Linked DNA regions of Homo sapiens: region 2 is linked to region 1. Evidence: read pairs that join two places in POLR2A ChIA-PET (ENCODE). Cell type or tissue: K562. All regions are shown on one strand. Links, peaks and the distances in the headings refer to the core of each region. The heading gives the core; the rest is flanking DNA.

Region 1 (6,671 bases), core at 1,545-4,044:
ACCCAGTTTCCAGTGTGCTGGATGAACAGTTAACAGCATGCCACCAGTCCTGACAAAAGCCTGCGTGGCAGGCAACTGTACTCATTCATTCAACAAACCCTTACTGAGTGACTACTTTGTGACTGCTGGGATGATGGTAGGGGCTGAAGACATGAACATACATAAGCCACAGTCCCCTCCCATGGAAGTGAAAACTATTAACAACTGATGGATGAGTGAAATAAAAACTAAATTAAAATGCACTAAAAGGCAGAGGGTATTATTAAAATATCTTGATAAAAATAGCATGATAAAATAACTGGGACCGCTAAAGTTCAGAAATCTGGGCCGGGTGCGGTGGCTCACACCTGTCATCCCAGCACTTTGGGAGGCCAAGACGGGCGGATGGCTTGAGCTCAGGAGTTCAAAACCAGCCTGGGAAACATGGCAAAATCCCATCTCTACCAAAAATACAAAAAAATTAGCTGGGCATGGTGGTGCATGCCTGTGGACCCAGCTACTCGGGAGGTTGGGGTGGGAAGATCGCTTGAGTCCGAGAAGCGGAGGTTGCAGTGAGTCTGGATCATGCCGCTGCAGTCCAGCCTGGGGGACAGAGTAAGAATCCATCTCAAAAAATAAAGTTCAGAAATCTGCATCACAACCTTCATGGGATGGGTGCAAAGTCACCCTGCAGTCTCTCCCTCCCACATCCTGGCAGGTCCCCTGCCTGGACAGACTCTTACTCGCTTCAATTATTAATAAATCAACAAACTACTGACTAGAACTGTGATGTTCACGAGGCCCAAGTCTAGCAAGTGCCGGAGGTGGCATCCACATCCACAAGGCCCCAGCAAACAAGGCTGGCAGAGCCGCACTGCAGGCTTCAGTTCTAGCTGACCTTGTCCTGCAGGGTATGGCCTGAAGGTCACAGTCTGTAAGGGAGTCTCCCCAAGCGACGCCAACCACACCCCTGGGCGAACCTTGCTTCCAGAGACCACACTGGGCCAGGTCTCCTTTTGCAGAGCTTACTTATGGGAGACAGTAAAGGAGTAAGACAGCTTCCTCAAGACTCAGCAGAATCCAACTTAAAGTCACTTGCCTTTCACAAGGGGGAACAAGTCAACCTCTAGAGAGATGAGCGTAAAACATAACCTGCCTGTGTCCTCGTGCGGTTCTATCCTCCTTACTCACTCTCCCTGTGAACACGTGTGTGAGTGCCAAATCAGCCTGCCCTGCAGACTGTCCTACTCATGAGCAAAATAGTACATATCGTATCGTTAGGCACAGCCAAGATGGGAAGTGGCCTAACCGCCTAACAGGAAGGACAGGATAAATACACACTGCAACACCATGCAAAGGACGAAACGCAGCTTTCTAAGAGGCTACGAGAATATGTGGAAGCTTAAAAAATTTTGATCTCATAGAAGTAAAAAGCAGAACAGAGGAGACTAGAGGCTGGGAAGGGTAGGGGGAAGGCGGGGAACAGGAAGAGATTTGTTAAAGGATACAAAATTACAGCCAGATAGAAGGAGTACGTTCTAGTGTTCTATAGCACTGTAGGATGACTAGAGTTAACAATATTATGTAGTTTCAAATAGTTAGAAGAAAGATATTGAACACTCCTGACACAAAGAAATGATAAACGTTTGAGATGTTGGAAATGCTAATCACCCTGAGCCGATCATCATACATTATATGTGTTGCAACATCACTATGTACCCCATAAATAAGTACAATTATGTGTCAATTTAAATTTTAATTTTAAAAATTAAAAAAAAGAAGGCTTTGGGAGCCCAACACATCCAAAGAGGAAACCATCTTCAGGTATAGTGCTAAGTAGAAAAGCAAAGATCAGAACAGTGGGTATATTAAGCTCCCATTTGGGTGAAACTAAATAAATAATTGTGCCAATAATACAGAAGTCCTGGAAGGATACAAAGGAAACTTAACATAAAACCTGTCTTCAGGGAGCGGAAATGGGTAGCCGGGAACAGAGATGAGAGAAGACTCTTCAAGAAATGGCTTTTTGTATGTTTTCAATTTTGAACCAAACGAGATATTGACTTTCACAAGAAATAGGTAATACTTTCTAAAATCAAAAATATAAAAAATACTGTATTTTTATACACACATTTGTGTGTGTATATATCTGCATATTCTTGCACATGCATATGGAATATCTCTGGGAGGACAAACAAGAAAATGACAACAGGAGCTCCCCCCAGGAAGGAGGGAGACGTGTAGCTGGGGACAGGGATGAGGAAACTGCTTTTCACTGCTGAGTTTGTACACATGCATGTACTGCCTATTCTTAAAACATTCTGGAGTTCTCCAAATACCACATGCAGTTTCCTGCCTCCAGACCTCTGCTCATGCTGGTCTCTCAGGCTAGAACTTGCCACCCACTTCCCCTGCTCCCTGCTGCCCTCTCAGCCTCCAGACTCTCTAACCTCATCTTTTAGACTCAGCTCAGGTGTCACCACCTCCAGGAAGACCTCCACACTCCACACTGAGTCAGGTCACGCCCTCTGCCTCTGTGCAGAATGCAGAGCTTGAATCACAGGGCCATGAAATGAACCAGCAAGCTGCCACCCCTACAGACTGTGTGCTTCTGGAGGGCATGAGCCCAGCCTCAGTCCCCTGAGTCCCCAGAACCTGGCACAAAGAGCTGCTCAGGAAATGTCTGCTGAAACAAAGAACACAATCACCACGTTAAGTCAAGTCTCAACATTCTTGGTGCCAGAGATACTGAAATCTGTCTTGCTTGCAGGGGGTTTCCGATAGCTATCAAAATGTTGTTAACACTAATTCAAAGCACAGCACCTCCTGATTCACGGAGGGGCTGGGCTCAAAAGTTTTCTGGGTTCCACAGTAGCAGAGCATAACAGAAAAACACAGTGACCAGCACAAAAACCCCTGTATCTGATCATACTCACACCTCCTCAGGAACCTGAAAACACTCATCAGAGTTTCTGTGGGCGGGAGGGTGGCCAGCAGCCCTCTCACACCCAATCATGGGAAAACTGAGAGCCCAGGGCCCTGCCCTAACAGCTTTGTTTTCTGTGTTCTGCTTTTAGGAGGAAGAGTCTTGCTGCAGTCAGGGCCTGATGTGAGGCGGGCAGCACTTGCAGGGCCGGCCCTGGGCCAGGCAGAGCCTGGACAGCCCAGGCCTCTGCAGGAACCCCAGTGGGACAGGGAGGGCCAAGGTCCTGGGAGCCTCCACAGAGAGCAAAATGGGTCAATGGGAAGATTATATACACATGTGACGCTGCGCTCCTTAGAACAGACTTTTACTCAGAAACAAAAAGTATTTCTAGGTGACTGTAGTTGAACCGGCAAATCTCATGTACTCCCTGTGTTGTGCTTCTCTCTGGGCATTATTTCCTCCCGGTATCAGTCTCGTCCCAAGTCCAACACGCACTAGGCTGGCTGTGCTAGGGACTGAGGGAAGAAGGCAGGTGATACATAACTAAGTTCACGCAAACAGCAAGTGTTCAATTAGGTTTCCCACAAGGCATAGTGTGTCATACGATAATAAATCCACAAGGGCAGAGAAGTGAGCCTGGAATTCCAAGTAGGGAGGTAAAGATCTGGGGAGATTTCCTAGAGGAAGCGGCATGAGTGTTGGGCAGGAGTTCAATGCCAGAGATGGGGTGAGGGTATTCTATTAGGATGCTGCTAAATGACATGTCTGACACTCCAGCAAGCTAGGGGGACGGGGCTGGGAGTGGAGGGCCCCTTCCCAGCTTTTGGTGGAAGGAGCCTCAGGATGCCCAGACAGGTCAGCTGCCACAACATCGGCCAGTGCCAGCGCCAGCGCCCTCACAAGGCCCAGGCAGGGGGAGCTCTGCGCACCGGACAGCCACAAGCCGCCACCCTGCTCTCTGCCTCCCATCACTCTGCTTCTCTCCACCTCTCAGAGGTCTGCCCTCCCAGAGCTGTCCTGCCTGAATAGCAGGCAAACAAGCTGAGCTATGGGGGCGGGGTAGGGGGGCACAGGCTGGTGGTTTACTCAGCTGAACAAAGCCAGGTGACCCAGGGGATTCTAAGAGGTCGTCCCAAACCTCCCTCTTTTGTAAATGGCAGCATAAAGGTAGGAAGCTGCAAAACGGTTATTTCCATCCCCCAATATACCAACAGCCCCAGCCGTGACCCAAGCAGCTCGCCCAGAATGCCCACAGACAATACAGTAATTGTGTTCTCCCTTGGGGAATGGGAGTGGCCACACACAGCCCCATACGAGAATGTCACGATCATCTCAGACTCCCGAGTTACAAATATGTGATCAAGGCATGTGCTGGGCACGCGCTTCCCACGTGTTTTCGTGGATATGAAAGCACAAGGGCCAATGTGCCCAGCTGCTGGGGGCTGGGAGCTGCAGAAGGCAGAGTACTGGGACAAGGAGAAAACCACACAGAAACGCTCCATTCAAAGCCATGACTGAGTTAGTGTCCCCTTGTTTCTGAGGAGCGAGAGTAGAAGGGGGAACACTCCTTGACAAAACAAAACTGTGAGGAAAACTTCAAGGCCAGGCAAAGCCAAAGCCTGCCCGTCACCTCCCAGTGACTACATCTGGAGCTAAAGACACAAGACCCAGCAGTGATTTCAGGTTCACTCTGGACAACTAAAACCCCCAAATGAGAGGAAACCACCACTAAGCACTTAGATGTGAGCATGGCTGACTGTATGGACTTCAACGCACCATTTCCTGGCTCTGCACCTGCTTCCCCAGATGGGTCCCAGGGTCTCTCACCTCCAGCAGCCCCGGCTGGGCTCAGGTGTCATCAGGGAAGGGAAAGAAAGGGTACAGCAGTTGATTCTGGACATGGTTAAGCACTCTATTTCCCACCACTGCACGGAGACACTGATTTCAGGGCACCTGAAACAAAGGGCGCCCAGCCTTGGACTGACGGCAGTGAGTGGGAAGCTTCATGAAGCATTCCCGAGTACAGGGTAACCTGCTGTGTCCATGACAGCTCTGTCAGCTCGACCCAAATGCGGCCTGTCTTTGGTGAGAACGGGTAAAATCAACCTATCTGGGAAACCAAAAGCTCAAAACTCAAAATCGCCAAGGCTGCCTCCGTTAGTATCTGGGTTCCAGGTGGAGGGTGGAAACCGAGATGGACAGTGGATGGTGTGTGTTAGTGATAGAATTACCTAAAGGTAGGAAATAAATGTGTCTCCAACTATCACGGTGAGAGTGTGAGGACAGCTTCCATGAAGATGGCTGAACGGAAAACAAAACATCTCCGGGAATCTAGTCTCAAGTTTCCCAGAAAATAAGATGCAGTGGGAAAATGAAAGGAAAGACGAGCCTCATATGCCAGGCAGCCAAGACCCACACAGGCCAACCCACATCCTTGCTGGGGGGAACACTGGGGTACCTGGCACCTGCTTCAGCAATGTGCACTGGTTCTCCAAGCGTGGACCCGGATCAGTAGAGAATTGCCTGAGAACTCATTAGGAAGGCAAAGTTTCAGTCCCCGACCCCAGACAAACTGCATGAGGGTGGGACCCAGCAGCTGTGTCTAGTAAGCCCTCCAGGTTGAGTCCGGTGGTTCCTAAAGTTTGAAAAACACATTTTTAGTGGATTTGGTACCTAGAACCCTAGTAACTGGGAGGACAATTTTGCACATGAGAAAATCAGGATCCATAAAAGTTGAGTTTCTTGCAAAAGCCATGAGGTCAGAATTGGATGGGTGGCCTACTACCCACCCCCAGCATGTCCTCTGGCCAGGCCCTGGAAATCTAAATCTAGGTCAAGATGATCCTTGGCCTTCAGGAGCTCCAACAGTCCCTAGAATGCACTGAAGGAGAACAGTGGCATCGTCAGAGCCTTGGCCTAGCAGAATCAGAGGCTGAACCAACCACCCAGGTGCACAATGCCCTGACCAGTAGGTGAGAAAGAGGCAGATGAGGATGCCATGTTTCTGCTGCAAAGGAAAGGCATGGGAAGGGCTTTCAGGCAATGGATTGACAAGCTACATTTCTCAAATTCAGCAAACCATTTGGAATGACACTAAGAATCCCAAAGGTTGACTATGCGGTGAAATACGTGTGAGAATCAGAAGGAAACAAAAAGTCACAGAACAGCTGCCATACGAAGAGATAAAAACAGGGTTGAGTGAAAAAGATAAATGATAGGAGGGATTGCTATTAGATATTTGAAGAAATACGAAGAGAACACCTCAATTCTTTGAAAAATACTAATTACCATCTGGCAAATCTTTGCTTTACTTCTACTTGCTGTATTGAGTCTCTGTCAAAAGAAAGAGCTGAGATACATGTTTCATCTACCCTAAGAAATTTCCGTCTAACACCAGAAGTTATCTACTTGGTACACAGCAGCTAGGCTGCCTGTCATGAGAATTTAAAAATTACATCTTTATTTGTAAAAATTCCCTTGCAATATCTATTAAAATCCAGAAGGCACTTTTTATTTATTTAGTTACTTATTTATATTTGGAGACAGGGTCTCACTCTGTCACCCAGGCTGGAGTGCAGTGGCACGATCTTGGCTCACTGCAACGTCCGCCTCCCAGGCTCAAGCGATCCTCCCGTCTCAGCCTCCCAGTTGCTGGGACCACAGGTGCATGCCATAACACCCGGCTAATTTTTGTATTTTTAGTAGAGATGGGTTTTCTCTACGTTGACTAGGCTGGTCTCAAACTCCTGGGCTCAAGCGATCTGCC
Region 2 (6,671 bases), core at 2,172-4,671, 190 kb after region 1:
TGTGTGTGGTGTGTATGTGTGTGTGTGTTTGGGATGGTGGACGTGTAACCTTGTAAGCATACATATATATATGTGTGTGTGTGTGTGTGTGTGTGTGTATATATTTATTTTTGAGACAGAGTCTTGCTCTGTCGCCCAGGCTGGAGTGCAGTGACATGATCCCAGTTCCCTGCAACCTCTGCCTCCCAGGTTCAAGTGATTCTCATGACTCAGCCTCCAGAGCAGCTGGGATTACAGGCGCCTGCCACCATGCCCAGCTACTTTTTGTATTTTTAGTAGAGAAGGGGTTTCACCATGTTGGCCAAGCTGGTCTCGAACTCCTGGCCTCAAGTAAACATTCTGCCTCGGCCTCCCAAAGTGCTGGGATTACAGGTGTGAGCCACTGCACACGGCTGTCAGCATTGAAATGGGAAGATATTTGCTTATACAAACTATAAACTGGGTCAATATCCACTCTGAGGTGGTTCACATGGGTTAGACTTAGAGCATATTTGAGGTTGACCAGATGTCAACCCTGCTTCTCAGCTTTCCAGGTGTTCTCATTGAGACATGTCTTGCCCCTCAGTGAGTCACTCATTTTTCCCACTGTCTCCAGTCTGCCTTTCTCCTTCCTCCTTGCTCGGCAAATCATATTCACCTGCAAAACACAGTCACTGCCCATCTCTGTTTTCCAAGGGAACTGCATGGCTTGTCTCCTCTGTGTCCTATGCTGGGACATTACTCATTTGATTATTTGATATGGAATTTGCCTCTCTGTCCTGAAACATTCATAAAATTCAATTTTCCACTAACTTGACTAGGGTTTCTTCACCTTTTCTCTGTCACAGCCAGTTCAGAATAATTTTTAAATGCATGACAGAAATGAGATTACAAGGAAGCCAATTAAATTGAAATATAGTTATTAAAATGTTTTTAAAAATCTGTAATATTAATTGAAGTACTTCTTACTCACTTTTTTTTTTCTTTTTTTTGAGACGGAATCTTGCTCTGTTGCCCAGGCTGGAGTACAGTGGTGTGATCTCGACTCACTGCAACCTCCACCTTCCGGGTTCAAACAATTCTCCTGCCTCAGCCTCCCAAGTAGCTGAGATCACAGGCATGCACCACCACACCCGGCTAATTTTTGTATTTTTAGTAGAGACGGGGTTTCACCATGTTGGCCAGGCTGGTCTTGAGCTCCCGACCTCAGGTGATCTGCCCGCCTAGGCCTCCCAAAGTGCTGGGATTACAGGCATGAGCCACTGTACCCAGACATTTTTTTTTTTTGAGACAAAGTCTCACTCTGTCGCCCAGGCTGGAGTGCAGTGGCGTGATCTCAGCTCACTGCAGCCTCCACCTCCCAGGTTCAAGTGATTCTCCTGCCTCAGCCTCCCATGTAGCTAGGACTACAGGTGCACACCACTACATCCAGCTAATTTTTTTTGACTTTTTAGTAGAGACTGGGTTTCACCATGTTGGCCAGGCTGGTCTCGAATTCCTGACCTCATGTGATCCACCTGCCTCTGCCTTCCAAAGTGCTAGGAGTACAGGCGTGAGTGACCACGCTCAGTCCAATTGAAGTACTTTTTTTTTCTGAGACGGAGTCTCGCTCTGTTGCCCAGGCCAGAGTGCAGTGGCGTGATCTTGACTCACTGCAACCTCCACCTCCTGGATTCAAACGATTCTCTTGCCTCAGCCTTCTGAGTAGCTGAGATCACAGGCATGCGCCAGCACACCCGGCTAATTTTTGTATTTTCAGTAGAGATGGGGTTTCACCATGCTGGCCAGGCTGGTCTTGAACTCCTGACCTCAAGTGATCCTCCTGTCTCAGCCTCCCAAAGTACTGGGATTACAGGCGTGAACCACCATGCCTGGCCTGAAGTACTTCTTTAGTAACCTACTCAATAATGTAATATGATCTAAAAAAATCTATGATTTCTACTGGTGTCAGGGCCATAGATGTATTAATACTACCATAGTATGTTGACTACACTGACAATTGTTATAAATACTGCATTTCAGTTAAAAGTTAGAAGAAATAAAGATGTATTTTCTTTCCATCCAAGTTCATGGGCCCCTCCAGGGCATGGAGACCCTAAGTTAGGGATTGTCCTCCACTGGACTGTTGGCCCCTGTTGTAGATACAGCCTTACCTGTCTCTGAATTGCTGTTCTCAGCACAGTACCTGATATGGGGTCATTCCTCAGTAAATGTTACCTGGATTAAATGAAATGCAGAGCGAGGAAACCAACATTTATCAAACACTTAAGAGTATTGCCAGGCCTTTCAGCTCTTGTCTCTTTGGACCCTCAGTAACTGCCAGGGAAATATCACCCAGAATTTTTCAGATGAGGACACTGAGGACACTGGCACTCAGAGAGGACAGCAGGATTTCAACTCAGGGCTGTTTGACTCCAAAGTTCATGCTCTCTCTGCTCACAGCTTTGCCTCTTACAAAACTTCCCCAGATAAGATCACAAGCGAAGTTGTTTCAGATACTTGATGTTTCCAAACTTCTTAAAAAGATACAACAGCCAGGCGCGGTGGCTCACACCTGTAATACCAGCCTGTGATCCCAGCTACTCGGGAGGCTGAGGGAGGAGAATCGCTTGAACCCGGGAGGCGGAGGTTGCAGTGAGCCGAGATTGTGCCATTGCACTCCAGCCTGGGCAACAAGAGCGAAACTCCGTCTCAAAAAAAAAAAAAAAAAAAAAAAGACATAGTACTGGCTGGGTTTAGTGGCTCACGCCTATAATCCCAACACTTTGGGAGACTGGAGGATCACTTGAGCCCAGGAGTTTGAGACCAGCCTGGATAACATGGCGAAACCCTGACTCTATAAAAAATAAAAAAATTGGCCAGGTGTGGTGGTGCGTGTCTATAGTCCCAGCTACCCAGGAGGCTGAGCCTGGGAGGTTGAGGCTGCGGTGAGCTATGATCACAACACTGCACTACAGCCTTGACGACAGAGTGAGACCCTGTCTCAAAAAAAAAAAAAAAAAAAAAAAAAGAGACTCAATACAACTTCAACATTTTTTTTTCCTAATTCCGTAAGTCTAGCTTACAGGGATACTTAGTTGAAAAATCTACAAAAATTTCTTAGTCTGGATATAGAGTGACTGTGTTCCTATAAGCACAAATTTATACCCATCAAGATGAGACCAGTCCTAGCACAGACCAGGATTTTGAAATGTCAAACAAGCTGTATTTTCTCTGATGCTTCACAAGCATATCTGGTCCTCTCAGGAGAGATTTTTTTTTTCAGGCAGATTTGTGGTGGACATAGAGGAAGGTCACAGGATGGTACTATGTTCCACAAAACTGTGTCCTGTACTGCATGCATACAGATTAGGCAACATTATTAAATACGTTTATTTCCTTTCTTTCCTTCCTTCCTTCCTCCCTCCCTCCCTCCCTTTCTTTCTTCCTTTTTTTTTTTTTTTGAGACAGAGTCTTGCTCTGTCGCCCAGGCTGGAGTGCAATGGCGTGATCTTGGCTCACTGCAACGTCTGCCTCCCGGGTTCAAGCAATTCTCTTGCCTCGGTCACCCGAGTAGCTGGGATTACAGGCACCCACCACCACGACTGGCTAATTTTTTGTATTTTTAGTAGACATGGGGTTTTGCCATGTAGACCAGGCTGGTCTCGAACTCCTAACCTCAGGTGATCCACCTACCCGGGCCTCCCAAAATGCTGGGATTACAGGAGTGAGCCACCGCACCTAGCCTGTTACATTGCATTTTCTACTGTTAAGATGTTTTTTCCACTTGGGAATCATGTTGATCATACACAGAGAATGGAAGATACGTTGCAGTTTATACAAATGACATTTTCTGCAACGCGTCTGAGAACATGTTCTTGTAACAACTGAACATTTCTAACATTTCTTTTGAGGGGAACACCCATTTTATAACACTTTCTACTTAAAAGCACAGATCCCTCAAAGACCCTGAGTAAGCTGGATCCGTTACCATTTCCTTTAGCAGAGCGCCTTCGATTTCCCTTAGCTGCATATGTCCACCTCTGCGGGGGGCTCCACAGCCTCAGCCTGATCTTTCCGTCCTAGGCCTGATTATGGACTGCCAAGACTTTTTGGAGAAAGCAGTTTCTTGTCGCTCTTCTTTTTTCATTCTTCTTGATTTGCTTCCCTCTAACTATTGTCCCGAATCTCCTCCAGTTTCCAGAGCAACCCTCAGCAGGAGACTCTGTGCTTGATTCACCAAGGAGGAGAAAGGGTTTGAACTCCACTCCATCACCTCTGTCTCACCCACCAAAACCTCCCTAGAGCTGTTTTTCACAGCTTCCTCTCCTCGTTTCTGAGGAAGATAGGGCTTTCTTGCTTGCCAACACAAATCACTGTGCTCTGAATTTTACCTCCCTTCTGGATTTCAGTCCTTTTACCCCCTCTACATCTCTCCTCCATTTATAAAAGTGCTCAGAGATGCCCATTCTTTAAAATAAATACCTAAAAGAAAACAAAACCTTTCCCTTATTTTTGTTACTGCCCTAATCTAGTCTTATATCTCCTGCTTTCCTTTCACTGCCAGACGTCTTGGACTTGTGGTTTATAATCACATGGCTTCAGCTTTTGAAACTTGGCTTCTCTCCCTACCATCCTACTGAGAACTGTTCTCTAGAAGGTCACTGAGTCTCTTGTTTGTCAGATCCAGTGGCCTTTCCTCCGTTCTAATGCTCGAAATCTGTAGCATCTGACAATTTTTATTACCATGTGCTTCAGGCTCACTGTACCCTCGGCTTCCAGAACACCGTACTACCAGCTTCATCTCCTACCTTTCTGACCACTCCTCTTTTTTTTTCCTTCGGTAGTTCTTTCTTCCCCACTCCTGTGGCTTCCATACTAAATTCTACATAGAGAGCTCCCTGATGTTGATCTCCAGGATTGCCCTACACATTTCAGACCAGCATTTCCCCCACCAGCCATTCCCTTCCTCCTGAGTCCAGGATCTCCTGATTCAAGGGTCCACATCTCCTCTGACCCAGTTCCTCTCTTGCGTGTCCCACTGTTGCACATACTGCCGTCACTCAGAGTTCACGGACTTTTTTTTTTTTTTTTTTTTTGGTGACAGGATCTTGCTCTCTTGCCCAAGCTGGAGTGCAGTGGCATGATTATAGCTCACTGCAGCCTTGAACTCCTGGGCTCAAGCAATTCTCCCTCCTCAGTCTCCTGAGTAGCCAGGACAACAGGTGTGAGCCACTGAGCCTGGCAGGTTAAAAATTATTTTTTGTAGCAATGGGGTCTCATTATGTTGCCCAGTTTGGTCTTGAATTCCTGGCCTCAAGCGATCTTCCACCTTGGCCTTCCCAAGTGCTAGAATTACAGGCATGAGCCACTGCTCCTGGCCCACTCTCTGACTTTTGATTCTTTCTTCTGCCTCAGAGTTAGTCACTGGCAAATTCTGAACATTGCACTGTCTCCCATTTCACTCTTGGCCCTCCTTTCCATTCCCACAGCTACTTTGGTTTTAGGTCCTTGTCTCTTCTCTGCCCCTGTTTCTACTTCTGCCCTCATTTGTCTCACAGACATTCCAGGTAAAGGTGGGCAGCTCCAATACTGGCACCTTCCTGCTCAAAACCTCTTTATGGCTTTCTACTGTTAATGGAACTACAGATCCACAATTTTGCATGCAAAACTTTCACAAAAATGCAATATGGATTTATGAACTCTACAGTTAGTTTGGGAAAAACTGAAATGAAAGCCAGAACAAACTATCAACAAAACTATACTGTCTCTACCCTTTACTACAAAGGTTTTTTTTTTTTTTGAGATAGGGTCCTGCTCTGTTGTCCAGGGTGTAGTGCAGTAGTGCCATCATGGCTCACTGCAGCCTGGACCTCGCAGGCTCAAGCAATTCTCCTGCCTTGGCCTCCCAAAGTACTAGGATTAGAGGCATGAGCCACTGCACCCAGCCTAATATAAGGTTTCTAAGAAAAGGAAATTAAAAACCCCAAAAAGACAGTGGATACTTTTTCCAAATGAAATATTTCTCAGAGTCCAGATAAACATAAGTAGAATGTCAATTCGGTAGGTGTGCCAAACAGCCACCGTTCTGTAACTGTGACAATGCCCTCTGCTGTATTTATTGATGATATCTTTTTAATTCAAATATAGTGGAACATTTGACCATGGAATCAAGAGTTCTGTGTTCTGCTGGGCATGGTGGTATGTGCCTGTAATCCTAGCATTTTGGGAGGCAGAGGCAGGAGGATCGTTTGAATCCAGCAGTTCAAGATAAGCCTGGGCAACAAAGACTTTGTCTCTACTAAAAATTTAAAAATTAGCCAGGTATGGTGGTGCATGCCTGTAGTCCTAGCTACTGGGAAAGCCAAGGTGGGAGGATCACTTGAGCCCAGGAGTTTGAGGCTGCAGTGTGCTATGATTGCACCACTGCACTCCAGCCTGGGTAACAGAGTGAGATCTTGTTTTCACAAAAATAAAAAAATAAAAGAAATAAAGAGTTATGTGTTCCTGTTCGAATTGCAGAGTTAATTGGTCTAGCTCTTGTTAAGTCACTTAACATCTTTAGGCATTAATTTCCATATCTGCAATCTTTTGGGGTTTGAGGACTGTTTTGTCGGTAGTTCTCAATACTGGCTGCACGTTTCAGGTACCTGGGGAGTGGGTTTAAAACACATCCACAGGCCGGGCGCGGTGGCTCATGCCTGTAATCCCAG

What was found. Peaks named below come from ENCODE experiments on the same cell type or tissue, not always from the same donor. Only the 100,000 strongest peaks of a DNase experiment are listed, where the experiment ranks them.
Region 2: POLR2A ChIA-PET joins it to region 1 with 9 read pairs; 4 of 35 experiments call an interaction of 5 or more read pairs at or near these places.

The regions. Positions count from the first base shown.
Region 1 is chr10:124,720,593-124,727,263 of GRCh38, forward strand. All of the region lies in intron 1 of FAM53B (family with sequence similarity 53 member B), which reads right to left. Among named protein-coding and RNA genes, the nearest start is that of FAM53B-AS1, 20 kb to the left of the region's middle. RefSeq lists enhancers at 3,067-3,156, 3,207-3,296, 3,566-4,532. In K562, for the core only: no CTCF peak of the experiment used is centred there; a DNase peak (open chromatin) is centred at 2,949.
Region 2 is chr10:124,907,306-124,913,976 of GRCh38, forward strand. No RefSeq gene overlaps it. Among named protein-coding and RNA genes, the nearest start is that of ZRANB1, 31 kb to the right of the region's middle. In K562, for the core only: a CTCF peak has its summit at 4,014; no DNase peak of the experiment used is centred there.